Regions from separate parts of the Mus musculus genome. Here region 1 is linked to region 2. A link is a loop called in an ENCODE intact Hi-C map of the cell type or tissue named here. Cell type or tissue: heart. All regions are shown on one strand. Each heading gives the region's core, and the rest is flanking DNA. Links, peaks and the distances in the headings are about the cores only. Region 1 has its middle 56 kb from the start of Cr2. Region 2 holds the start of Cr1l (complement component (3b/4b) receptor 1-like).

The links. Peaks named below come from ENCODE experiments on the same cell type or tissue, not always from the same donor. Only the 100,000 strongest peaks of a DNase experiment are listed, where the experiment ranks them.
Region 1: it touches region 2 in a loop (7-fold over the local background); 9 of 42 quality-filtered maps call a loop at or near these places.

The regions. Positions count from the first base shown.
Region 1 is chr1:195,228,915-195,237,256 of GRCm38, forward strand. No RefSeq gene overlaps it. Among named protein-coding and RNA genes, the nearest start is that of Cr2, 56 kb to the left of the region's middle. In heart, for the core only: a CTCF peak has its summit at 3,891 (motif pointing right); no DNase peak of the experiment used is centred there.
Region 2 is chr1:195,126,430-195,134,771 of GRCm38, forward strand. It overlaps Cr1l (complement component (3b/4b) receptor 1-like), which reads right to left and starts at 5,141. Exons shown (of 10, transcript NM_013499.2): 1 at 4,759-5,141; 2 at 3,401-3,580; 3 at 2,718-2,817. The coding sequence starts at 4,876. It overlaps Gm32313 (a long non-coding RNA gene), which reads left to right and starts at 5,015. Exons shown (of 3, transcript XR_865921.3): 1 at 5,015-6,529; 2 at 8,038-8,159. In heart, for the core only: a CTCF peak has its summit at 4,614; a DNase peak (open chromatin) is centred at 4,672; H3K4me3 peaks cover 2,375 bases; H3K27ac peaks cover 1,730 bases.

The sequences.
Region 1 (8,342 bases), core at 206-8,205, 100 kb after region 2:
CTTTTGAAAAACAGCAACTGATGCTTACTTTACAATTACTAAGTTGCAACTTGTCATGGAGTCAGTTTAACCTGACTTTAGTCCCTTCACAAGCAGCTTTTGACCTCAGAGGTCACACACACACACACACACACACACACACACACACACTGGATATGTGCTCTACTGTACTGATTCTAGTGCTTTCCCTCACACATAAATACATACTTGTTTGTTTGTTACTGTCTTAGTCAGGGTTTCTATTCCTGCACACACATCATGACCAAGAAGCAAGTTGGGGAGGAAAGGGTTTATTCAGCTTACACTTCATACTGCTGTTCATCACCAAAGGAAGTCAGGACTGGAACTCAAGCAGGTCAGGAAGCAGGAGCTGATGCAGAGGCCATAGAGGGATGTTCTTTACTGGCTTGCTTCCCCTGGCTTGCTCAGCCTGCTCTCTTATAGAACCAAGATTACCAGCCCAGAGATGGTCCCACCCACAAGGGGCCTTTCCCCCTTGATCACTAATTGAGAAAATGCCTTACAACTGGATCTCATGGAGGCATTTCCTCAACTGAAGCTCCTTTCTCTGTGATAACTCCAGCCTGTGTCAAGTTGACACCCAAAACCAGCCAGTACAGTTACATTGGTTTATTTTAAGAAGAATGGCCTAAAGGCCACACAAGCCCAGCCACAAGAAATAAATAAGTAAAAATCTCTGAAAGACAAACATTGGCTGGGCACTAGATAGGCACATACATGTGTGCGTGAACACACAGGCACACACATACATACACACACACACACACACACAGAGAGAGAGAGAGAGAAAGAGAGAGAGAGAGAGAGAGAGAGAAACAATTTCAACTTCCATGCATGTCTCCCTACTCTGACTATGGAGGAGAGATTGAGGAAAGCCGACGTAGTGGATACAGCAGAAGCATGGAGAGTCGGGGACCAGAATGACTTACTACACCAACAGCTATTTCAATGACGATATAGACACAGATGCTAAGGATTCTAATCCCACTCTAGCCTGCTAAAAGTAATGGCAGTAGCCATGGGTCACATGGGACACAAGAAATTTACAATTCCAATATGTTTTACTGTTGTTCCTCACAGTTTTTTGTTTTCATTGTTGTTGGTGGTTGTTTGTTTATTTCCATGTATTTCCAGGAAGTATGCATTCATTGATCTGTGTACCTTAGAAATAATCAAGTATTTTTAAGTAAAAATGGGAAAACCAGAACACACGTGTATGCTTTTCCCTATTGTTGTTTTTGTTTCATATACCTAGGAGGCTCCTCACATATAATTCTGTAACACTAAAATGAATGACAGAAGCTTACTGAATAGCCTGTTTCTAGTCCTGCCTGTCATGTCGCTGTCTTTCATAGATTCATGTTCCACCACATATAGGGCAGGCAACAAGCAGCTGACGACCATCCACAACTCTAATTTTACCATATCTGCCCCCTTCATCTGTCTTCTGAATACACAAGAAATGCACAGGGTATATAGACAAAAAGACAGACAGACAGGCAGGCAGGCAGGCAGGCAGGCACCCCCCTCCTCCCCACACAAAATAAATAATGAAGCCAGGTCATTAGGCAGGTTAGCCAGTGTTGAACTCCAAGACTGCTTACACCACAGAACTGATCGACTAGGGTCACAATTCAGGTTCCAGAGGTGAACTGTGACATTGAGTTAAGATCCTACAGGGCTTTTATTCCTTAAAACCACAAACATCTGTGCCAAGTTATTCCACCAATCTGGATTTAGGGATAGGGGAATTTTTTAGGAGCATGTCTTTGTTGTACACTTATCCTGCTCCCATTGCTTTGTGTATTCAACTGTGGCAGGGAACTTGTCTAAAGTTCATGTCTTAATTCACCAAACAGAATGTCAATGACCCAGGTAAATGTCTCTTTCTGCCAGGTAGGATGCCAGTCTTCAAGGAGGTCTTGGGAACTTAAACTTTACTCAACCCCTACTCAAAATGGAAGCACTATTCCAAATAGTTTCTTATATTGTTTCAAGTATGCCTCTTATGTTGGGGTCCATCCCAGGAGCAGGTTTTAAAAGCAAAAACCATAAAAGGTTATACACAGGTGCAAGAAGTGCTGCTGGATGGTTGGCTCAGGTCCAAACTTATTGTAACTATACAAAGCAGCTCTACTGATTTCTATCATGACTGGTTTCCCAGGGCACAGAACCTAACAGAATATATAATCAACTTGGGCAGGCTTGTTGGTTAACTGGAGTTCAACATAGGTCAGGTTCTCTAAGATGGAGCCTGAACTCAAGACAGAATTAGTCTGGTCTCTCAATAGCATCCCAATGTATGTACCCTGGTGAAATTTATAGCTCTAGTTGTCTATCTTAAGAAAGAAAAGGAAAGTTAAAAAAACAAACAAACAAACAAACAAAAACCAAAAAACCCTGCAGTACAAAACACAGAAAACTTTTCTGATACAATCCAGCATGCCTTCATGATCAAAGTTCTACAGACAATATGACTATAGGGAACATGTCTCTATAAAATGAAAGCCAGAATATTTTTTGTTTTGTTTTGGCTCAATAGCCTCAAATTCACAGACATCAGCCTTTCTCTTCAACCACCCTGCCAAAACAAAACAAATCAAAATTTGTGCAATTGGTAGGTAGGATCTTTGAGTGTCAGTCCAGTCTGGTCTACAGAGTGAGTTTCAGGACAGAGAGTAATAGAGAGAGGCAGGGGGCGGGGAAGTGGCATCTTACAGACATCATCATCCTAAATTGAGAAAAACTTGAAGCAATTCAGCAGGAAACGGGATTTATGTCCATTGAATTCTTCCTGTTCTCCAAACATCATTGAAGGGTAAAATTGATGGCATCTGTTGATAGCATTGACCTAAAAAGCAAAGCAGCTCTCACTGTGACTGCTTAGTTCCACCTCTTTTCTCAGATCTTTTTGTTTGTTTACTAACTGGAGATGGTAGAGATGTATATGCCTTGACATAAGACAATAACTTGCAGGAGTTGGTTCTTTTCTTCCACCATGTGGAGCCCAGGGGCTGAACTCAGGTATGCAGGTTTATTAACAAATAACTTTATCCTCTGGGCCGTCTCACCAGGCTTTTTTAAAGTAGCATAGTCAGCTACTTTGGCTTTCAAAATATTGTCTGTAAAAATTAGTCTTACATTCTAATATTATTGTTTTAATATTTTTTCTTTTTTTCTATCGAAGATTTTTCTTTTTTATTCTATGTATATGAGTGGTCTATCTGCATCTACCCCTGCATGACAGAAGAGGGCATTAGAACTCACTATAGATGGTTGTAAGACACCTATAATGGAATTCTTGTGGCTTCTTGGAATTGAACTTAGGGTCTGGGGAAAAATAGCCAGCGCTCTTAACCACTGAACCATCTCTCTAACCCCATTACTTCTGTTCTTATCTGCCTGGCTGCTCTAGTTTATTTTCTCATGAATATTCTCCTGGCATAATAAAGTTTATCTTACAATCTGCACCCAGAAGGGACACACATCTATAATGACACGTTCATATTGAGTATCAATTACTGAAAATCAGAGTTTGGAACAGAAGGTTTTTTTCTGTTTGTATTTATTCTGGAAATATTTTTATAGAGTAGAATGTTCTGCTCCCCGATATTTACCTGCCTCTGCCCTCCTGCTTGAGTTCTTGGACTAATAGTGGGCCACCACCATGACAGGCAGATTCCTCTTGGTGTCCTATAACCACAACTGAGTTCCTATTAGTGCATATGGGATTAGCTTAGAGATTCAAGACATCTGACTTGGCTTATAGACTAAGTGCTTGTGGTGTGAGTGACTCAGGTTTCCTCCAGCTTTGGGACTTGGAGCCAGACAAGACAACTATGGGAGAAGATACAGCTCAAGTGCACTAAATACTTTCTTCCACAAGGTGGCACCCCACACCTTATATCCATATCCACATTTCTTCAGACAAGCACCTGATGATGTTTGTCCAGAAAAGGTCACATAAACAACACCCTTCTGTTTCCCTATTTACTGAGTGGTACCACTGAGTCCTACTAAGTGGAGACCACCCTTATAGACAGCACAGAACTGTGGTCAGGATGGAGAAATGTGACACTTTTAGTCCTGTCACTAGTATGAATTACAAGTTGACATTGTGCTCTATGCTATCATACAATACTGTATGGAAGGCTTTGGTTGATACTTACTAATATAAATGTATAAGAATAAAAAGGGCAGAGGTAAATCATTTTATCTGCAGATAGTATGATAACATTTATGAAAACCCCCAGAATATCAATGAAAAACGCTATTATCATCATTAAGGAAAATTTTCAAGCTGAATGACCATTAATTGTTATACATGAATTTTAGAAAAAAAATCGAACAAAAGCATGTTGCTGAATACTGAACAAAAATAACACATTTTTATTTTTAAAATTTATTTTTGTTTCACCCACTGTATTTGTTTCTATATTTTGTACAAAAGTGTGAACACATGAATGTCTCTATGGCAAGAACAAAGTAAAACTGTCCTGAGGCAAAAATAAATGATAGACAAGGATAAGCACAGAGGAAAGGAAGTAAAATAGTAAGGAAGTAGAGATATACAGCACATACTTATGTGAAAATTACACACTACACACACACACACACACACACACACACACACACACACACACACACGCATGCATGCCTGCATGCATGCATGCAATAGAAGCAAGGTACTCCACAGATAAAAGAACTTGCTGTATAGTATGATTACCTGAATTCAATCCCTGGGACCCATGGTGGAAACTAAGAACTGAAAATTGTGGCACATATGTGCACAGACACCCGCATATACACTGACAAAGAAAACTTTGAAAATCAATAAGCATTTGCAGTTGGAGGCATAAGCATCGAGACTTGGAGATGAGGTACCCCCAATGTTCAATTGCCTCCAAAAACCCCAGTCCCCAGCTCACAGGTTGGGCTAGGCTAATGTATCTTATTAAAGTGTATTCTATTAAAGACTTAAGATTTTTGTGTGTTTGTGTGTGTATGTAAGTATGCAAGACAGAGACCACAAAAATATTAGGTTAAAAAATATCAAATTGCTGGTCCTTTAGCTTAGTAGAAAGAAAGAAAGAAAAAGAGAAAGAGAGAGAAAGAAAGAGAGAGAGAAAGGGAGGGAGGGAGGAAGGAAGGAAGGAAAGAAGGAAGGAAGGAAGGAAGGAAGGAAGGAAGGAAGGAAGGAAGGAAGGAAGGAAGGAAGGAAGGAAGGAAGAGAAAGAAACGAATGAATGAACTAAAAAGAATAACGAGAAAAAGAAGAGATCTGAATTAAGGCACAAAGTGAAAGAAAATGGTCTGGGCATACCATACTTGAAGGAGGAAAGCACTCTAGACTTTTTGCCATTATGAACTTGTCTGACTTTGTGCCTGCTACCTCTAAAAGCACTTTTTGCCCTACCCACTGAGCCCAAGGCATAGCTGCTCCTCTTGTGTCCAGTGCAGGTCCCAAGCAAGGCAGCCGGTGGCAGAGCCAGGTTTCCTGCCAGCAAATAGGGTGAGTCTGGTGTGCATTGGAGACCTGGTGCTCTGTTGCAGCTTGAGCAGGAGCTCCTGAGTCTGAACAGCCACTGCCTCCATCTTTCCACTCTGGTCCTCATTTTCTTGGCTGTGAAACCCCCTACTGTAATGGAAATAGGAAAAATGCAAGCGGGCTCTTTTGTACAAAATACTTTATCAGGGGTCTTAGGTTCCTCTAGAAGGGCTGAAGGCAATTTTAGGGGGATCTATTAATCTTGTATGTGGTAAAAGAGAGGCACTTGGCTCAACTAACAGAGCCAATGCCATGTTAGGTGATTTTACATCTGTATCTTCAAGAAAGAAACTTCCTCTTTGACATCTGAAGCATCATGAAGTGAAAATAACAAATGAAGTTAAAATGAGATGCTTTCTCATCTTCTGAGCCTACTATCTGTATTGTTTTTACTTTTTATTTTTACGTTTTGTTTTCCTGTCTGTTTTAGAGAAGACTGAAAGTTTTACAGGGGAGCTGGGTTTTTTGAGAAAATCAATGAGATTGACAAACCTCTGTTTTATTGATTATTTGCATTGTTTTGTTTGTTTCTATTTTATTGATTTCAACCTTCAATTTGATTATTTCTTGCTATCTACTCTGTCTGCATGCAATTTCTTCTTGCATTTCAAGCTATCTGGTGTCCTGTTAAGTTATTATTTTAATGTCTTCACAAAATTTTTATGTAGGCTTTTACTGCTATAAACTTGGCTCTTGGAATCATATTCATTGTGTACCATGAGTTTGGATATCTTGTGTATCTTTTTTCATTGAATTCTAGGAAGTCTTTAATTTCTTTCTAAGTTTTCCTCTTGATCCATGTTTCACTCACCAGAGTTTCATTCATCATTTTCATTCAGTCCAGTTTTTGTGAGTGTGTAAGCTTTCTATTGTTCTTGTTTTTGTTGATATCCAGCATTTATCTGTGGCAGTCTGATGGTATGCAGGGTGGTGTTTAGATTTCCTGGTATATAAGATTGCTTTGTGTCCAAGTATTGTAAAGGCCTGAAAATGACTGAAGGAAGACCCCAGAGAAAGAAAGTATACAGAGACAAAGAACATTTATTCTGCAGAAACATCCAACATGTGGTGGTCAACCATTCTTCAAAATAGCAACCGAGACAAAGGTGCTCAGGCCTTCTTATAGAGAAATGGGCAAACTCTCTAGAAAGATTAGGTTATCTAAAATTTCATTGGTGGGTGTTAGGGTGTCACAGGCGGTCAGTGGTCTGCATGCCTATGTCATGAACTTCTAATCACAGGATGATACAGGGCTGTTCAGCACAGTTGGCCCATTCTGAGATAAGATGCTTCCCCATTTTTTGTGGATATCCTCAGGCTGTTCTTTGGGAGGGGTTTCTTGATCTTGTTCTGGGTTTTTATGGTCCGTTCCTGGAACTGGTACCTTATGACCTGTTTTCAAAATCAGACCTGGTTCTTAAATGGAGACAAATGGGGTCCTTAAATAGATACAAATGGGGTTTATGTCATCCTTTCATTATGTGGTCAGTTTTGGAGAAAATTCCATAAGGTGTAGGGAAGGAGGTGTATTCATCTGCATTTGGGTGAAATGTTCTTTATATATTTGTTAGGTACATTATGCTTATAACCTCAGTTAGCTCCAGTGTCTCTCTGTAGTGAGAATTTTGGAATTTTTGGTTTCTCTAAGAAACACAGAAATATTATACAATTGTACTTTCATTTTATCCTCAGGTGTGGTGGGGTATGGGGCTGCTTAAGGATGTTCAAAACAGCCAACTATGATTTGCATTTTACTATAGCAAGGGTGTGATTTTGCCAGCTGCAGGTAGCTTCTTCAATTGTGTGATGTTTGAATTCTGGGAGCTTTATAGAGGGCCCTGAGAGGCAGGGTTGGCTGGTTGTTGGTAGTTCATTTTTTATGGAGGTTGGTTGTGGTTCCTTATTAGTTGTGCTCAAATAAGAAACAAGAAGAAAAGGAATTAGATTCTGCAATCTGTTTCCTTTCCTCTCTCCCCATACTCCCTTTGCTCTTCTATCTACTGTTAGGAGATTGACAGGGTGGAAAACAGATGGAGAAGGGTGGAGGAAAAAAGAACCCAGAAAGTAGCAAAGACCAGCTACATTTGTCTGTTTAATTTATGCTTAGGTTACCTGTCTATTGGTGAGAGTAGAGTACTGAAGTCTCCCACTTTCAGTATAAGTGCCAATATGTGATTTAAGCTATGATAGTGAGTGGGCATAGATGTTAAGAATAGCAACTTTCTCTTGTTGGATATTTTCTTCTATGAGTACATAATATTCTTATCTATGTCTTCTAATTAGTTTTGACTTGAAGTTTATTTTGTCAGATATCAAAAGTGCTACACCTCTATTGTTTCATATGTTTACTTGCTAGGAATATGTTTTTCTAAACCTTTACTCTGAGGTGATGTGTATCTTTGATGTTAGGGTGTATTTCTTAGATGCAGCTGAAGAATAAATCCTATTTTCACATCCCTTCTCTTAGTCCATGTCTTTTTGGGTAATTGAAATCATTGATGTTGAGAGTTATGAATAAACAATGATTATTGATTCCTATTATTTTTATTTTATTGCTGTGTTGTTTGTGTGCTTTCTTATTTTGACTTTGCTGGTCTAGGATTATTTATCCCCTGACTTTTTAGGGTTGTAGTTAACCTTATTAGTTCGGAGTTTTCCTTCTAGCAACCTCTATATGGCTAGATTTATAGACAGATGTTTAAAGTTTGTTTTATCATGGAAGGTATGATTTTCTCCATCTACAGTGATTGAAAGTTTCACCCACCTTGGTAGT
Region 2 (8,342 bases), core at 295-8,294:
AGTTCTTATAGCTTCATGAATCTAGATGTTCATTTTCTCTTTATGTTTGAGAAGTTTGCTGTCACATTTTTTTTAAAAAAGTAAGCTTTTTGACTATTTATTTTTCTTTGTTCTTTCAGAGAGTACCAAGCTATACCAATATGCTTAATGATGGCTCAAAATGCTTCCCCTTTTTTAGTTCATTAAATTTTTCTTCTCTTTGTTCAAACCTTTGTGTGCATTCTCAGTTTACTCATCGTATTCCTTGACTGTGGAATTTGTTTTAGTTTTCATTTGTTTTATTTACTGTATCCCTGCATTTTCTGTGTTCTCCTGCAATTCACAACCTCCTTCAAAGAAGTCATCCTGAATTTTTGGTTAAGTATCTTTTGAGCTCCTTTGTCAGTTACAGCTGCCATAGTAAATTCATTTTGTGGAGCTATGTTTTCCGGATGAGCGATCATCCTTTTGCTTATGCATTGGTTTGTTGTACCTTAAAAGGTAGGCAGGCTATCCAATCTTCACAAGCATTTCACAAGTCACTGTGCTCTAATGAGATCTACGAGTTTGTTTACTGTTGGGAGTTTTCAAACATATTGGTATGTTGCCTACTTCAGAAATGTATAGGATCTTCCATTTCTTTCCAATTATGCCAACACTTCCTATTGTCTTCCTTTTAGAGATATTTTTGTAGGTAAGGCAGTATCTCAAAGTGGTTATAATTTGTATTTTGATGAATATATGCAGTAAATGTCTTACTTATACACCATTTATGCATTTTTTTTGGAAAAATGTTTAATCCTTCCCTCATTTTTTCTTTTGTTTTGAGACAGGATCTCACTATAAGCTGACTGGTTTGGAACTCAATATGTAGACCAGACTGGCTTTGAATTTACAGAGCTATGTCTCCCTCTGTTTCCTGAGTGCTGTGGTTAAAGACATACACCACCACCCTTGGCTCAAAGATGTATTTCTTCTTTTTAATTATGTGTATATGAGGGTTTGTGTATTTACATGTAGTACCAGTGAAGGCCTGAGAGTGTTTCAGTTCCCTGGAGCTGAGTAGTTACAGGCAGATGTGGGTGCTAAGAACTGACCCCAGGTCCTCTGCAAGGGCAATATATACCCTTAACAGCTGAGCCATCTCAGCCTTGCCTATTTTAAAATTATCTGTCTTTTCACTGGAATTATAAGAATTCTATATTAGGGAAACATCTTTTTAAATTCTATGCTTTAGAGATAGTTTTTCTATTTGTGTTATTTCAAAAGTGTTCTTTGAAAAGCAAATGTTTTAAAGTTTTTGAACTTTCAAATACCATTTTTATTTGGATCTTGATAAGAACACAGATTTAGTTCATGTCCTATAGTTTAACATTCAGAATTTCACTCTGTGTTGAGTAATGAGAACTAACATTAGCACATACTTTGTGACTTTATGCTTGATATGTTCAAAGAGGGATTTCTGAGGTTGAATTGTATTCCCTAAATGATATGGTCATCCTGTAAACTCCTGTTCCCTGTCAATGTGACATCATTTGGAAATAGGGTCTTTATAGATGTAGTTAAGCTAAATTTAGGGTCTTTAGAATGGATCCTAACCCAACATAACTAGTATCACTATGAAAAGAGAGAACACTGAATATAAATACATACAGAACAGAAAGAAAGTAATCATGTAGATGGACACAGAAATTAGAGTTGTGCTCTACAGACATAGAAGGCCTAAAGCTCCCAGAAGCTGGAGGAGGCAAGAAAGATCCCACCCCTAAAGACATCAAAGGGAACAGAGTCCTGATAACACCTTATTTTGAACTTTTAGACTTAGAATCAAACTCTTAATAATTTTTCTTGTTTGAAAACACTCTGTGGTACTCATGTCAACAACCTTGGTAAACTAATAAAAGCTGTAAATTTAAGGCCTGATCTTCCTCGGAGCTCCCTGGGCTTTTCTTTCTTCTAGCAGCATCCACTCTGAATTTCAGAAGTCTGTGTACTTAGACTGCACTATCTCAACCAGTGAGTGCTTCACTTTCTATGTTTCCATAGTTAGAGACATCCCCTAAAGGCTTATAGATTAAAGGCGTAGTCTCACAGGCTATGATCTTATTGGGATGTGGTAGAATCTTTAAGAGGTAGGCCTTAAGGGACAAAATTAGGACACCAGTGACAATGCCTTAGGAGAAGATATTGAGACCTTAGCCCTTTCTTGCCTCTCTTTTCTTTATGGCAACTATAAGGTGAATGGGCCTTCTTCACCATGTTCCTGCTGTAATGGACCAAAGCCAGAGAGTCAAGAGAACATGAACTAAAACTTCTGTAATTATGAGTGAAAATATAACTTTCCTTCTTTTAATTCATTACCTCAATTATTTTATCATAGTATTGGAAAGCTAACGCATGTGTTATTTTGCTTATTCAACAGGGATAACAAATCTTTCCCACAAAGTCATGTTATATCTCTATTCATTTTAATCAAGAATCAAACAATTATGTTCAAGCCTTTTAAGGATAGGTAACATTGCGATGGCATTGCTTTGCTGTAGAACAATTATATTGTTTAAATATGTCTAGCATATTTAAAGTCTTAAGTTCAATCTGTAGCACAAACACAACAAAACACAACACAAACAAAAACCAAATAAGGAAGTAATAGATTAGATGTCTTTCCTGAGATTTGACTAGAAAGTAGTACTGCTATTCCAGAACTCTTGAATGAAGAGATGTTGTTGCCAACTCACCCTTGATTACAAGTATAATTAATACGGGATCCAAACTGAATGCCTGTGTGTACATGTACCAAGCCATTCTCAGGATCTGAAGGAGTTTTACATTGTTTTCCTATGAAAAAGAAACAGAATTTTGGAACCAAGTACAGTAAACTGAACTTTCTGTAGTTTATGAATTTCTAACCTGATTATAACTTACTGTAGAATATATATATTTGTAATACTTCAAAGTTTTTGCCACTTTGGGGAAATTCATCAGACACTAGCTTCCAAAAGAACTCTCATCCAAGTTTTTTCTTATTTTCACACAGTGGCTCCCTAAAACATGAAGCATTCTTCTAAGTATTCTAATTTATTGGCCTTAAAGTCTGAACATTTTTCATCTCTTAGTTATTAAATACACTTTGTTTCAGAATCATTACTTAATGACACTTGTGCAAAGTTAGACACCCTAAGTGAAATATTCTGATGATATTTTCTCTTAAGCATGCCCTGTGACAATCATTCTTATTAAATTTATTAACAATTGAGAAGACAGAATCACAGTTAAAAAGACTTGACTGACAAGAATGATGATCCACATGTACTATATACCTTAGATAAGATTACTAATAATGAGTCATAATCTAAAATCCAGACAAACTGAGGCCGACTCTACTATTTGGCACAAAGGAGCCTCTTCTGCAGTTACTCACGTATACACTTATCTTCAGCACTCGTCCAGGTTGAGTCTTGTTTGCAGGTGATAGAGAACTGCCTCTTGATATATCCTGGGAGACATTCATACAACAAATATGTTCCAATGGGAAACATGGATTCATCAGTTAGATTTATAGGTTTGGCAGAAGGAAGCTGTGATGGGGCTGGGCAGTGACCTGTTGAATGAGACACAGCAACATTACATTGGATAAAAGAACTTGCATCATCCCTCATACTCTCAGTTCTCCAGCTAGCTACAATGGACCATGCATGATCCTCCTCTCTGGCACTCAGGAATGGATCAGTACTATGGTCAACGGGGAAAAAATAATATAATTTAAAAAATGAAACTGCATTTCATTTTGTTAATGTACTTTCCAATACATATTTTGATTTAACTTCTAGACTCAGTTATTTTCTTTTAAGTCTTAGCAGCATTAATTATGTGGCAGAGAGAGTCAAATAATATGTAACCAATAACTATATGTTGGAAAAAAATCATTTTCATTTAACTTTGGAAATACAATAAAAAACAAACAATGCAAAAGACTTCAAGGAAGTCTTTCTCTTAGAAAGTTCTGATTAAGGAGAAAGGAAAGGGAAATTAGAACTTTCATGGTGGGTAAAATGGGCACTCTATTTTGTTCTTAACCATCAGTAAAATTTAATATGTAAATTCTACAGTCTTTTCTACTTGCAAATATTTCATTGCACCTTGAGGCTTGCTAGCTTTTCAAATCTTACCTTGGAGTGGGAGTGGAAGGACCTTCCTTAAAGTGGAAGCTCAAGGGAGTTAATGAGGATTTGGGGTGGGAGATAAAGTACACAGTCTCACTGTGTGAAAACTGTATCCCTGGGCCTGTTTGTCTAGGCCTTCGGAGAAAGTGCATAGGGAATGTCTCAAGATAGAAATAAATTAAGGAGCTGAAATTGGGTTAGATATTTGATGGCACCTATTAAATACCAATACCACGAAAGACATCAATATCTCCATTTCACAGATAAGGAAACACAAAAATATTAACTTTCCTCATAACCAAATTCTAGGATTAGAAATTGCATCTCTCAATATTCCTGCAACCCCCTGCTCCCCACACCGTTTCTCTCACTACATTCAGCACAGAAAAGCACAGCGTACAGCTAATAAAGACAAGCAGCTGGGAGACCACGCGTTCCTGCCGGCTGCGTACGACCCAAGATCTGGGTAGAGGGCGCCCCACGCTCACCCATGGGAAAGGGGCGCTGAGCACTCACAGGCAGCCCAGACCAGCGTTGGAGTCTGCGCAGAGCCTATTTACCGCGGGTTCCCGGTGAACCGTGTGTCCGTGCTTCCCCAGGCCTCCCCGCAGCTCACCCAAAGTAAATGGCAGCAAGAACAGCAGCAAAACTTCTAGCTTGACTCCTCCCCGGCCGAAGGCTACAAGGAGCCACACCGGATCCAGAGGCTCTGAACTCCGAGAAGAGACCTCCATTCCCCTCACACCGTTCTCAAACAACGTTTTACGGCAAATGGTGTAGAAAGCAGTCCCACCCAGAAATGGCGCTGGGTTCCGGAATAAAACTTCCTCTAGCTGGGCTAGGCGCGGTCTTGTTTACTCCAAGCCCCTGGGATTTCTGTGGAATTACCCTTGGGAGATTGATTCAGCAATGCAGAAACTGGTTCAATACCTAGTAGGTCAGCTCCAGGAAGTTTTCCACTTGCAGGAACCTTCGACTCCAAAGAAAACAAGGCATTATGGGAACTCGGTTTGCATATAGCCCGGCCTTACTCCTTTTAAAAATCTGCAAGGGTGGAGCCTAACCCTAATCTGCAACAGTGAGCTGACAGTTGCATACCCTGTCTAGTATACAGTAAGAACCTATTTCCTTATGATGAATTCGGATGTAACGTGCCGCTGGAAACAAAAAATGAAAGGTAAAAACCATAGCTCTCATCTTAAAAGGATTAGGAGTTTATTCTGAAGCCATTTTGAGTGATCATGACCCTGGAACAATGATATGGTCACCCCAAATTTCATGGAAGCAGTTTCATAAAGTTTTTGTGGTTTTACAGAGCAGAGAAAGTCACAAATTAAGGCAAGTTTAAAATATATTGTTGGGTACATACAAGAAGCAGGTAGTGGAAGCTTTTCTATAGGCTCAGGATGACTCTAATGGCACTCGGCTTTTGTATTGGTAGAAGCTAGTTGCCTGATAAGTCAGTAGATTCTAAAAGGTTGTTTGTGGTTTTGTTTGTTTGTTTGTTTGTTTGTTTTGTATCTATTGTATCATGATGTTAGTTCTGACTTAGCCCAAGATAAGGTAATTATTGGTCTCTGGACCAGCAAAATTGCAATCTCTCCAGAGTACTGAAATTCTAATCAGCCAATAGTCTTTGCAGAAACAGTTAACTTTCAGGAATTTCCTTTCACAGTCAGACGCAGTTTCTTTCCGGAAGTTTTTGTTCACAACCATGTCAGTGCTATTCAGCCTAGACCAGGATAGTGCAGTAATGAATCAGGGAGCGAAGCCAGGCCTTGCCATCATCCAAGTGAGATTTGATGGCAGATGAACAATTAATAAGTTTTCAGAAATGGAATAAACAGGATTTGCACTGAATTTTAATTCCTTTCTTAATACTAATGAGAGAGAGAGAGAGAGAGAGAGAGAGAGAGAGCCCTACTCAGAGATTGGTGGTAGTGCTTCTAGAAATAACAAATATAAAGAGCCAAGTTTGGGGAATAGAATTAAGAACTCAAATATTCCAAGAGAGAAATAGGACATGCGAACAAACATGTCCACATTCTGTTTTCAGAACCTGTGATAGGTACTTTATACGGCAGGAAAAGAAATGGCTAATTAAATTAAATCAAGAACATTTAAGTGGGGAGGTAATCCTGTCTGCCAAAGTGGGCTTAATAACCCTAAGGAACCTTACAGGAACATAGTCCTAAATCAGAGAGGAAGAACAATGAGGGCAGAGATCAAAGTTGCTGCCTCCAGAGAGCAAATGATAGCAGCCTCTAAAATGTGGAACAAATAAGCAGATTCTTCCCCGAAGCTTTCATATGGAACCAGTCCTGCTAGCACTTTGGATTTAGAATTTAAGTTATTCTCGAAAAAGTATGGAAGAAGTTATATTGCAGGTAAGTATACTTTCTTGCACCATATGCTATCAGAATACACTGCTATCCCCACATTGTTTGGAGGTTACATTTTAGCATCCACTTTCTTCCCTGAGTCCTTGATGGGTTTAGCTCCTGGCTGATATTTACTTCCAACAATGCTCCTCTTCTCTCACTCCTCATTGGCTTCAAAGATTACAGAAACTTTTTTCCACATGCTTGGCTTCACCGTTCCTTAAATTATCTTTGCCTATGATCTTGTCCTCCACTCTACTATGCCACCAAGGCTCATGAGAATATCCTAGAACTGTCATTATAACTGTGTCCTCTCCATGAGCTTAACTATCCCTCTTAACCACAAGTCCTACCCTTCTGGTTCACTCCCAGTGTCCTGATTCTCAAAATCTCCATTTCACAGTGTCTGCAAACCCATAGACCTGCCACAACTGGTCTCTTGCTAGATTAAGTTTGTGCTCCATCCTTACAGTCACCATTTTATATACACCTTCACTTACAGTACTTATTGGACAGAACAACAAAAATTTCAATTCTCTATTATTTTGCCTCCATTGCTCTAACGCTGAGTGTGGCTAGTGAAAAACGAAGAATTAGTGACAACTGGTCTTACTGTAAGGGACTGTACTGACTGGTTTTGTGTGTCAACTTGACACAGGCTGGAGTTATCACAGAGAAAGGAGCTTCAGTTGGGGAAGTGCCTCCATGAGATCCAGCTGTGAGGCATTTTCTCAATTAGTGATCAAGGGGGAAGGCCCCTTGAGGGTGGGACCATCTCTGGACTCATAGTCTTGGGTTCTATAAGAGAGCAGGCTGAGCAAGCCAGGGGAAGCAAGCCAGTAAGTAACATCCCTCCATGGCCTCTGCATCAGCTCCTGCTTCCTGACCTGCTTGAGTTCCAGTCCTGACAACCTTTAGTGATTAACAGCAATGTGGAAAGTGTAAGCTGAATAAACCCTTTCATCCTGAACTTACTTATTGGTCATGATGTTTGTGCAGGAATAGAAACCCTGACTAAGACAGGGTCCCTGATTCTCTGAAGAATGATACTGCAGTCTCAAATAATATGTAAACGCAAAGAGTGTTTTATTTTGCAGAAGTTCAGCATGCTGGGGTCTACCATCTACAAAGATAGAGCGATCCCAAAGTGAGCTCCCAGGCCTGTTTTAAAGCACATTAGGGGAATTCCAGGGAGGGTTAGGTGACCTCTATCTTAATCTTGGCTATCTCTAATGATACTCCATTGCTGGGACCTGGAGGGGCTAGAAGCTGTTGCTGGAGAAGTCTGGAAACTTGCTGAGGAAGTCTGGAAACTGCTGCTGACCCATTGTCCTTGCTTCAGGCCAGGTGGCAGGGCAGCTTCTGAGGCCTAGACTTGCCTGGATTTGCCCAGTTCTTGGAAACAGAGATTTAGGCCTCGTCCCCTGAACTGCCAATCTGAAGCTTATCATGGAGTCAGCCTAGCCTTCCCATTACTTTAATGACAATTTATTTCATTTCGATCCTTGTGCTAGGATAACAACGTATTAAGGGATAATCCTTCTGGTCAAAAAATTAAAATACCTGGCCTGTATAGATGACTAATATTCCAGTTGGACAAGATCAATCACCTGGCCAAAAGACCGCCTCTAGAAAGGTAGGCTCACATAAAGCCGTGCTAAAGAGATAGTTAGAAAAATTATCACTTAAATGAGATACTTTGCTTTTTTTGCCTTCCCGAAATTTCTACACCCCCCCCCCCGCCGCCCCATGCTCCATTATAATCTTTTACAGAGTATAGCTATTGTTGATTTGTAAGTCACCAACTTTTTTGAAGCAC